Linked DNA regions of Homo sapiens: all the other regions are linked to region 3. The links are chromatin loops, found by intact Hi-C in ENCODE. Cell type or tissue: HepG2. All regions are shown on one strand.

Region 1 (2,500 bases), 61 kb before region 3:
GCCTGGAATGTTCTTACCTTATGCCATGCCATGCATTCAGGTCGTTTCCTCAGAGGGGCCTGGGAGATACACTGTCCCTGAAGTGGCAGTCCTTCTTCCTCATACGCTATCTGCTTAGCACCTTGATTTTCCCACATGATATTTAAAACTACTAAACATCCCAGTGCAAGTTTGTTTATTTATATATTATTTATCTCCTTCCTAAGAATGTCAACTCCCTGGGAGCAAGGGTTTTGCTTTATGGGCTGCTCTATGCCCAGTATCTAAAATGGAGCCTGAGTAGAATCTGCGCATCTGCAAAGAAACACATTTCTTTGTTTCTATAAATAGATTAAAGATCCACCTGGAGAAGCCTTTCTTGGGCTTGTGGAAAGAGAATAATACAAGATGAATCTCCTGCAAAGTAAAGAAGCCCAGACATCTGTGTTTTAACCTCACTCCAATGAAACCTACCAACTCACGGACCTTTGCCTTCTGTCTCTAAGATATGCAAAAGCATGTTAAGAGGCAGGACAGCGTAGGCTACAAATTCTTTCTCTGGAATGGAAAATAAGCTGGCATGTGAGCAAATAATCTGGAAAGATTATAGAAGTTTCTTGCGTTTTCCCCTTTCCCAGACCATACAGAATACTTTACTTACAAGGAGAAGCAAATGGTGGACAAATAAATCCCCATTGGTGATTTAAATTTTTTCCTGTGAGTCACTAATATATGTCACTTGAACACAATGGTGAAAACACTGAGCATAGCAAGACTATTTTTGAAATGTCAACAGAATATTCCAAATGATACAAGTATTTGCTATCTAAATAGCTGATGCATCTCTTTCACTCTGATAACTGCCTTTTCCAGGTCAAACACTTCAGAGCTTTGCAAGAGCAGGCAAGGACCTACCTAGATCTCCTTTGCTCCATGTGTGACCTGTCAAATGCTTCGGTGAAAACCACAGCAAAAGACATTCAACAAACAGAGCAAACGGTAAGAAAATGAAAAATCACATTGAATTTGTTTGTTTTATTATATTCTCTTGCTTGAATGTTTCATGTGAGATTGAAAGAAAATAGCTCTTGGCTTGTTCTTGCTGTATGTAATGGTTCTACAGCCATTATAATAAATAGATATTTGAATTTCAGCTAACTCATAGAAAATTAAGCACATCCTGACATTGATGACATCAGATTGGGACTGAATCACTTAGTCCCATTCATTCGCTGCCCATTAGAACCTTTCTTTTTTCTCCTCCTTAATGACCATTCTCTCAATTTTCCTATCTTGCCACACCTTTTTTTGTTCTTTTCTCCTTTTCCACCTTTTTCTTTAGGCAATACTTAATATGAAAGGGGCTCTTGACCCTTTCTTTATTATATCAAGGATGTCAAAGAGCATGCCATCTGTCACAATCCTTCTAGTTCATTGGTAAAGTGTGGTGTTCAGAAGGATTTTGAAACTGTCTGGGCTATGATGAGCTAGCAGTACCGGCCCACACAGACAGATGGCAGCACTGGAGGCGTATTTTCCCGGCTGCTGCCACTGCAGCCTTAAACTCTTCCATGAAACACATTTGGGTTTGTTTGCTCGTTTGTTTGTTTGTTTGTTTCTTTATTTTGAGACACTCTGCCAACCAGTCTGGAGTGCAGTGGCGTTATCATCACTGACTGAAGCCTCAACCTCCTGGGCTCAGGTGATCCTCCCACCTCCGCCTCCCAATAGCTGGGACTATAGGCACACACCATCACACCCAGCTAATTTTTATACTTTTTGTAGAGACAGGGCTTCGCTGTGTTTCCCAGGCTGGTCTCGAACTCCTGGGCTCAAGCAATCCTCCCTCCTTGGCCTACCAAAGTGCTGGGATTACAGGCATGAGCCACCACGCCTGGCCCACACTTGAGTTTAAAAGAAAAATAAGACTTAGTTTTGGTATTTAATTTATTAAATATTCACAGAACAGTAAAATGATTCACAGGAAAAAAATGTCAAAATAATAAGGTTTTTCTCTTTAATATTATCAAATCTGTTTTTAAATCCTTACAAAAGACGATGTAACCCATTTATTTTATTTTATTTTATTTTGGAGAAAGAGTCTCACTCTGTTTCCCAGGCCGGAGCACAGTGGCGCAATTTTGGCTCACTGCAACCTCCGCCTCCCACATTCAAGCAATTCTTGTGCCTCAACCTCCCGAGTAGCTGGGACTACAGGCACACACCACCATGCCTGGCTACTTTTTGGTATTTTAGTAGAGAAAGGGTTTCACTGTGTTGCCCAGGTGGGTCTCGAATTCCTGAGCTCAGGCAATCCACCTGACTTGGCCTCCCAAAGTGCTAGGATTACAGACACGAGCCACCATTCCCAGCCAATGTAACCCATTTATTTTTACAGAAATGATTTATTGAAACAAATTACACAGCTTCAAAAACCAGTGAAGCAGATCAAAGACATATCCAAAACATTAATAATTCAGCATGTTGTAAGACAGATGAACAAATGTGCAACAGAGAATAA
Region 2 (2,500 bases), 610 kb after region 3:
TTTCTCACATATTACAGAAGGATGTATTCATTTATTTATTCAACAAACGTTTAACTGGGCTCCTACCATGTGCCAGGAGCCAAGGATACTGTGATGACCAGGCAAGAGGTCTCTGCTGTAATGAAGCTTATACGTTGGTGAAGAGAGGCAGGCAGTACACCAATAAATAAATAAACAAGGAATCACCAAGTGAAGATCAATGCCATGTAAAGATGGAAAAACGGGTAATGTAAGGAATGTTGAATGGCTACTTTGGACCTGACGGTCAGGGAAGGACTTCGGAATTTAAAGTGAGAGCTGGGTAAGACAACAGATTCAGCCAAGTAAGAAGCTGAGGGAAGGGCTCTGCAGGAAGATAGGCTAGCTAGAGGAAGGCCCGGCCACGACCATCTTGGCAGCTCTGAGAAAATGCAAGATGTGCAAATGGCAGCGGGGGAGAATGGAGGAGTTACGGCTAAAGAAACAGGCCAGAGGCTGGCCCTGGTGGCCTTTGGAGGACCAGGTAAAGAAAGTAGATGTTATTCGAAGTGCAAAGTGAGGCCATTTTTCCTCCCTCCAATACTAAGTTTTCCCCATGCACTTACTCCCGTACTTTTGTCGTGGATCTAAATTTGCCTCCAACAAATCTTCCGTGTCTTCCATTTCTTCCCTCTCCCATGTGTCCTTCTCCCCAATGCAAATGTGTTTTACAATCTCTCATCCATTATAAGAAAAACCTTGTGTTGATTCTGCTACTCACTCCACGTCTCATTTATACTCATCTGCACTAAATTTCTTTAAAAGTACCCTCGTGATAGCAAACACATAGACTGTTTATTACGGGCCAGGCTCTGTGCTGGGAGCTTTCTGTTTCTGAACTCCTTCCATCCTTCCAACAGCCCTACCAAGTGGTTACATCATGATCTCCATTTTACAGAAACTAAGACCACATAGTAACTTGCCCAAGGTAACTCAGCAAGCAAGTGCCAACCCCAAGATCCACATTGAAACACTCCAGCACCTGAGTCCCTGCCCTTCACCCTTGGTTCGGACTTGATACCCCACCTCCCCAGGTTGTGCTGTTGCTCTCTCACACTTTAGAATCAGGCTTTTGCCTCCTCAGGTTTCTTGAGCAGGTTTCATGAGCAGGTTTCTCGAGGACATCATTGTCCTTTACTCCTCCACCTTCCTCAAATTCTCTGTAGGCTTGTTATTGAATACTTTCTCCATGGTGGAATTCACCCCTCCTGTACTTCCTCAGAAGCTCACATTTAACCCCTCTCCCCACTCCCCCAACACTACCCCCTTTCCAGAAACCAGCAACCCCAGCCTGGGCCGCAATGCAGCTGCTTTCTCACTTGTTCTGTTCTCCCCTGGATTCCCATCTCTCTCTCTCTCTCTCTCTCTCTCTCTCTCTCTCTCTCTCCCAGCTCCCAAAGAGCTTCCTACCACTGTTGTGAGTCGCCCCGAAGCACGGCTCTGGCCAACAGCTTGCTCAGAAATCTGCAATGGTTTCACATTTCCTCTAGAGCAAAGTCCAGATGCCTTTAGCCTGGTCACAACCTGCCTTTCCAAATTAATTTGTCATGAGTCAGCTTCATGTAACCTGACATGAACCCTCACTATTCTCATAAATGCCAAGTGCTCTCCATTCTCCTTGCTCTTCTCTCTACCTGGAATGGCACCCCCAATCTCTAAGTGGCCAAATCCTGCCATGTTCAAAGGCCAAGTTCAAATGCCCTTTCTCTAATAAAGTAGTGTTTCTGCTCTTTTAAATCTTTAACAGGAAAACCAAATGGAGAGGACCCATAGGAAACCCAAGTGTCTGGCTTATCCCACTTCTATGGTTTGAATGTGCACCCTCCAAAACTCAGGAGTTGCCAGTGCGATAGTATTAACAGGCAGGGCTTTAAGAGGTGATTAGGCATGAGGGCCCTTCCCTCATGAATGAAATTAGGTGCCCTTATAAAGGGAACTGATAGAGTTTTTCTGGCCGGGTGCAGTGGCTCACGCCTGTAATCCCAACACTTTAGGAGGCCAAGGCAGGCAGATCACGAGGTCAGGAGATCAAGACCATCCTGGCTAACACGGTGAAACCCCGTCTCTACTAAAAAATACAAAAAATTAGCCAGGCATGGTGGCGGGCGGGCACCTGTAGTCCCAGCTACTCAGGAGGCTGAGGCAGGAGAATGGCATGAACCCAGGAGGCGGAGCTTGCAGTGAGCCAAGATCGAGCCACTGCACTCCAGCCTGGGTGACAGAGCGAGACTCTATCTCAAAAAAAAAGAAAAAAAAAGGGTTTTTCCTCTTTTGCCCTTCTACCTTCTGCCATATGAGGACACAGTGTTCCTGTCCTCTGGAGGCACCATGCATGAAGCAGAAACTGAACTTTCATCCGACAACCAATCTGCTGGTGCCTTGATCTTGGACTTCCTAGTCACCAGAACCACGAGAAATAAATTGTTTTGTAAATTACCCAGTCTCAGGTATTTTTTATAGCAGCACAGAATAGACTAAGACA
Region 3 (2,500 bases):
GTGCAGAATTAACATAAAAACAATGATTTATAAGGAAAGTAAAACTTTTTTTTGTTTTTTTTTTTAGTCTTTTTTGTTTTTTGTTTTAAGTCTTATCTAGGAAGAAGAAAGGCTATTTTTCTTTTTCTCTAATTTAGTCTCCATTTTAGAGGAGACCTTGTCTCAAAAAAAAAAAAAAAAAAAGAAAAGAAAAGAAAAATTGAGAGGCTCAGGCAAATTTTTTATGGACCCCTCTAATACCATAACAGACAATTAAAAGTCACCAGACACAGTGGCTCACACCTGTAATCCCAACACTTTTGGAAGGCTGAGGTGGGAGCATTGTTTGAGCCCAGGAGTTTGAGACCAGCCCAGGCAACAAAGTGAGACCTTGTTTCTGTTGAAAAAATAAAAAATTTAGCCAGGTGTGGTGTCACATGTCTGTGATCCCAGCTACATGGGAGGCTCAGGCAAGGGGATCCCTTGAACCCAGTAGATGGAGGCCGCAGTGAGCCATGTTCATGCCAAAGCACTCCAGCCTGGGCAACAGAACAAGACCCTCCCTCAAAAAAAAACAAAAACAAAAAAGGGCCAGGTGCAGTGGCTCTCACTCCTGTAATCCCAGCACTTTGGGAGGCCGAGGTGGGCGGATCATGAGGTCAGGAGATCTAGACCATCCTAGCTAACACGGTGAAACCCCGTCTCTACTAAAAAACAAAACAGTAGCCGGGCATAGTGGTGGGCGCCTGTAGTCCCAGCTGCTCGGGAGGCTGAGGCAGGAGAATGGCGTGAACCTGGGAGGCGGAGCTTGCAGTGAGTCAAGATCGCTCCACTAAACTCCAGCCTGGGCGACAGAGTGAGATTCTGTCTAAAAAAATAAAAATAAATTAAAAAATATAAAAAAAAAGCCTACAGACTACTTACTCGTCAAGGCCGTGGGAAAACTACAAAAAATCATGAAAGCCTGTCCGTTTCGTAAAAGACTCCAAAGGGCTGTATTTCACTGTGGGAAACAGTCTTTGCAGAGGCTGGGGAGATGTGTGAGTTTCATTCTTATTTCTGTTGCTGCAGAATATGCTGGTGGAAATAGAGCAGAAGGTGGTGGCTTTATCAGAACTGTCAGTCCACAATGAGAACCTGCTGCTGGAGGGCAAAGCTCACACCAAGGACGAGGCCGAGCAGCTGGCTGGAAAGCTGAGAAGGCTCAAGGGGAGCCTGCTGGAGCTGCAGAGAGCCCTGCATGATAAGCAGCTCAACATGCAGGTGAGGGTTCCAGCCGCTGGCCCACAGCTGAAAGTTGGCACACTGTTCACGTGCTCCTTCTAAGGTTTGCCAGGTAAAGGAACAGGTTGGCGGTGACGCGTACTTGTGTGTGTACCTGCTTTACGCTGACATTTTAGCATGCAGCTTTAAGTTTACACTCTTGGACTTTGGCAAACATTTGCAAATAGATTTTGTTAGGACTACTAACAACAGCTGTTCAGCGGAGTGGTGGAGGCAAAAAGCACTCTGACATGAAAGTAACAATGAGAGGAGAGGAACTGGAGAGGGAAAGTAAAGGCTACTCCAGGAGTGTTGCTGTAAAGTGGTATATAGAGGAATGAGATAAGCTATAAGGAGAAGTGGGTCAAAGAAAATTTTATCTCTTTTTTTCTTTTACATTCATCACAATTTGAGTATTTCATTTTAAGATCAGAAAAATAATAAGTTTACACGTTGATGGAAATAACTCAATAGAGGAAAAGTTGGTGAAAAAGGAATGTGGGCAGGGCGCCGTGGCTCACGCCTGTAATCCCAGCACTTTGGGAGGCCGAGACAAGCAGATCACTTGAGGTCAGGAGTTCGAGACCAGACTGGCTAACATGGTGAAACCCCATCTCTGCTAAAAATACAAAAAAAAAAAAAAATTAGCTGGGCCTTGTGGTGGACACCTGTAATCTCAGTTACTCGGGAGGCTGAGGCAGGAGAATTGCTTGAACCTGGGAGGTGGAGATTTCAGTGAGCCGAGATTATATCACTGCACTCCAGTCTGGGCGACAGAGCAAGACTCTGTCTCATAACAAAAAAAAAAAAAAAAAAAAAAAAAAGAAAAAGAAAAAGGAGTGTGATTGCAAGAACAATCTTCTTGTTGGGGAGGAAACGGATAGGATAAAAAGTACACAGGCCAGGTGCGGTGGCTCACACCTGTAATCCCAGCACTTTGGGAAGCCAAGGCTGGCAGATCATGAAGTCAGGAGATGGAGACCATCCTGGCTAACACGGTGAAACCCCGTTTCTAATAAAAATACCAAAAATTAGCCGGGCATAGTGGTGGGCGCCTGTAGTCCCAGCTACTTGGGAAGCTGAGGCAGGAGAATCTCCTGAACCTGAACCTGGGAAGCAGAGGTTACAGTGAGCTGAGATCGCACCACTGCACTCCAGCCTGGGAGACAGAGGGAGACGCCGTCTCAAAAAAAAAAAAAAAAAAAAAAAAGAGTGCAGAGTTTGGTCTTCCCTACCCTTCTTGCTAAGTAAGCCAGGG

The links. A loop is a pair of places that touch in the nucleus more often than their neighbours do. Peaks named below come from ENCODE experiments on the same cell type or tissue, not always from the same donor. Only the 100,000 strongest peaks of a DNase experiment are listed, where the experiment ranks them.
Region 1: a loop joins it to region 3, with 5 times the contacts of the local background. A loop is called at or near these places in 10 of 110 quality-filtered maps.
Region 2: a loop joins it to region 3, with 12 times the contacts of the local background. A loop is called at or near these places in 31 of 110 quality-filtered maps.

What each region holds. Positions count from the first base shown.
Region 1 is chr6:152,337,719-152,340,218 of GRCh38, reverse strand. SYNE1 (spectrin repeat containing nuclear envelope protein 1) reads left to right here. Exons shown (of 146, transcript NM_182961.4): 75 at 853-978. Among named protein-coding and RNA genes, the nearest start is that of SYNE1-AS1, 42 kb to the left of the region's middle. RefSeq lists a silencer at 1,463-1,592. In HepG2, a CTCF peak has its summit at 1,496; no DNase peak of the experiment used is centred here.
Region 2 is chr6:151,668,053-151,670,552 of GRCh38, reverse strand. It overlaps a transcript of ESR1 not described here. Among named protein-coding and RNA genes, the nearest start is that of ESR1, 140 kb to the left of the region's middle. In HepG2, no CTCF peak of the experiment used is centred here; a DNase peak (open chromatin) is centred at 1,502.
Region 3 is chr6:152,276,831-152,279,330 of GRCh38, reverse strand. SYNE1 (spectrin repeat containing nuclear envelope protein 1) reads left to right here. Exons shown (of 146, transcript NM_182961.4): 98 at 1,051-1,242. Among named protein-coding and RNA genes, the nearest start is that of SYNE1-AS1, 100 kb to the left of the region's middle. In HepG2, no CTCF peak of the experiment used is centred here; a DNase peak (open chromatin) is centred at 1,400; H3K4me3 peaks cover 588 bases.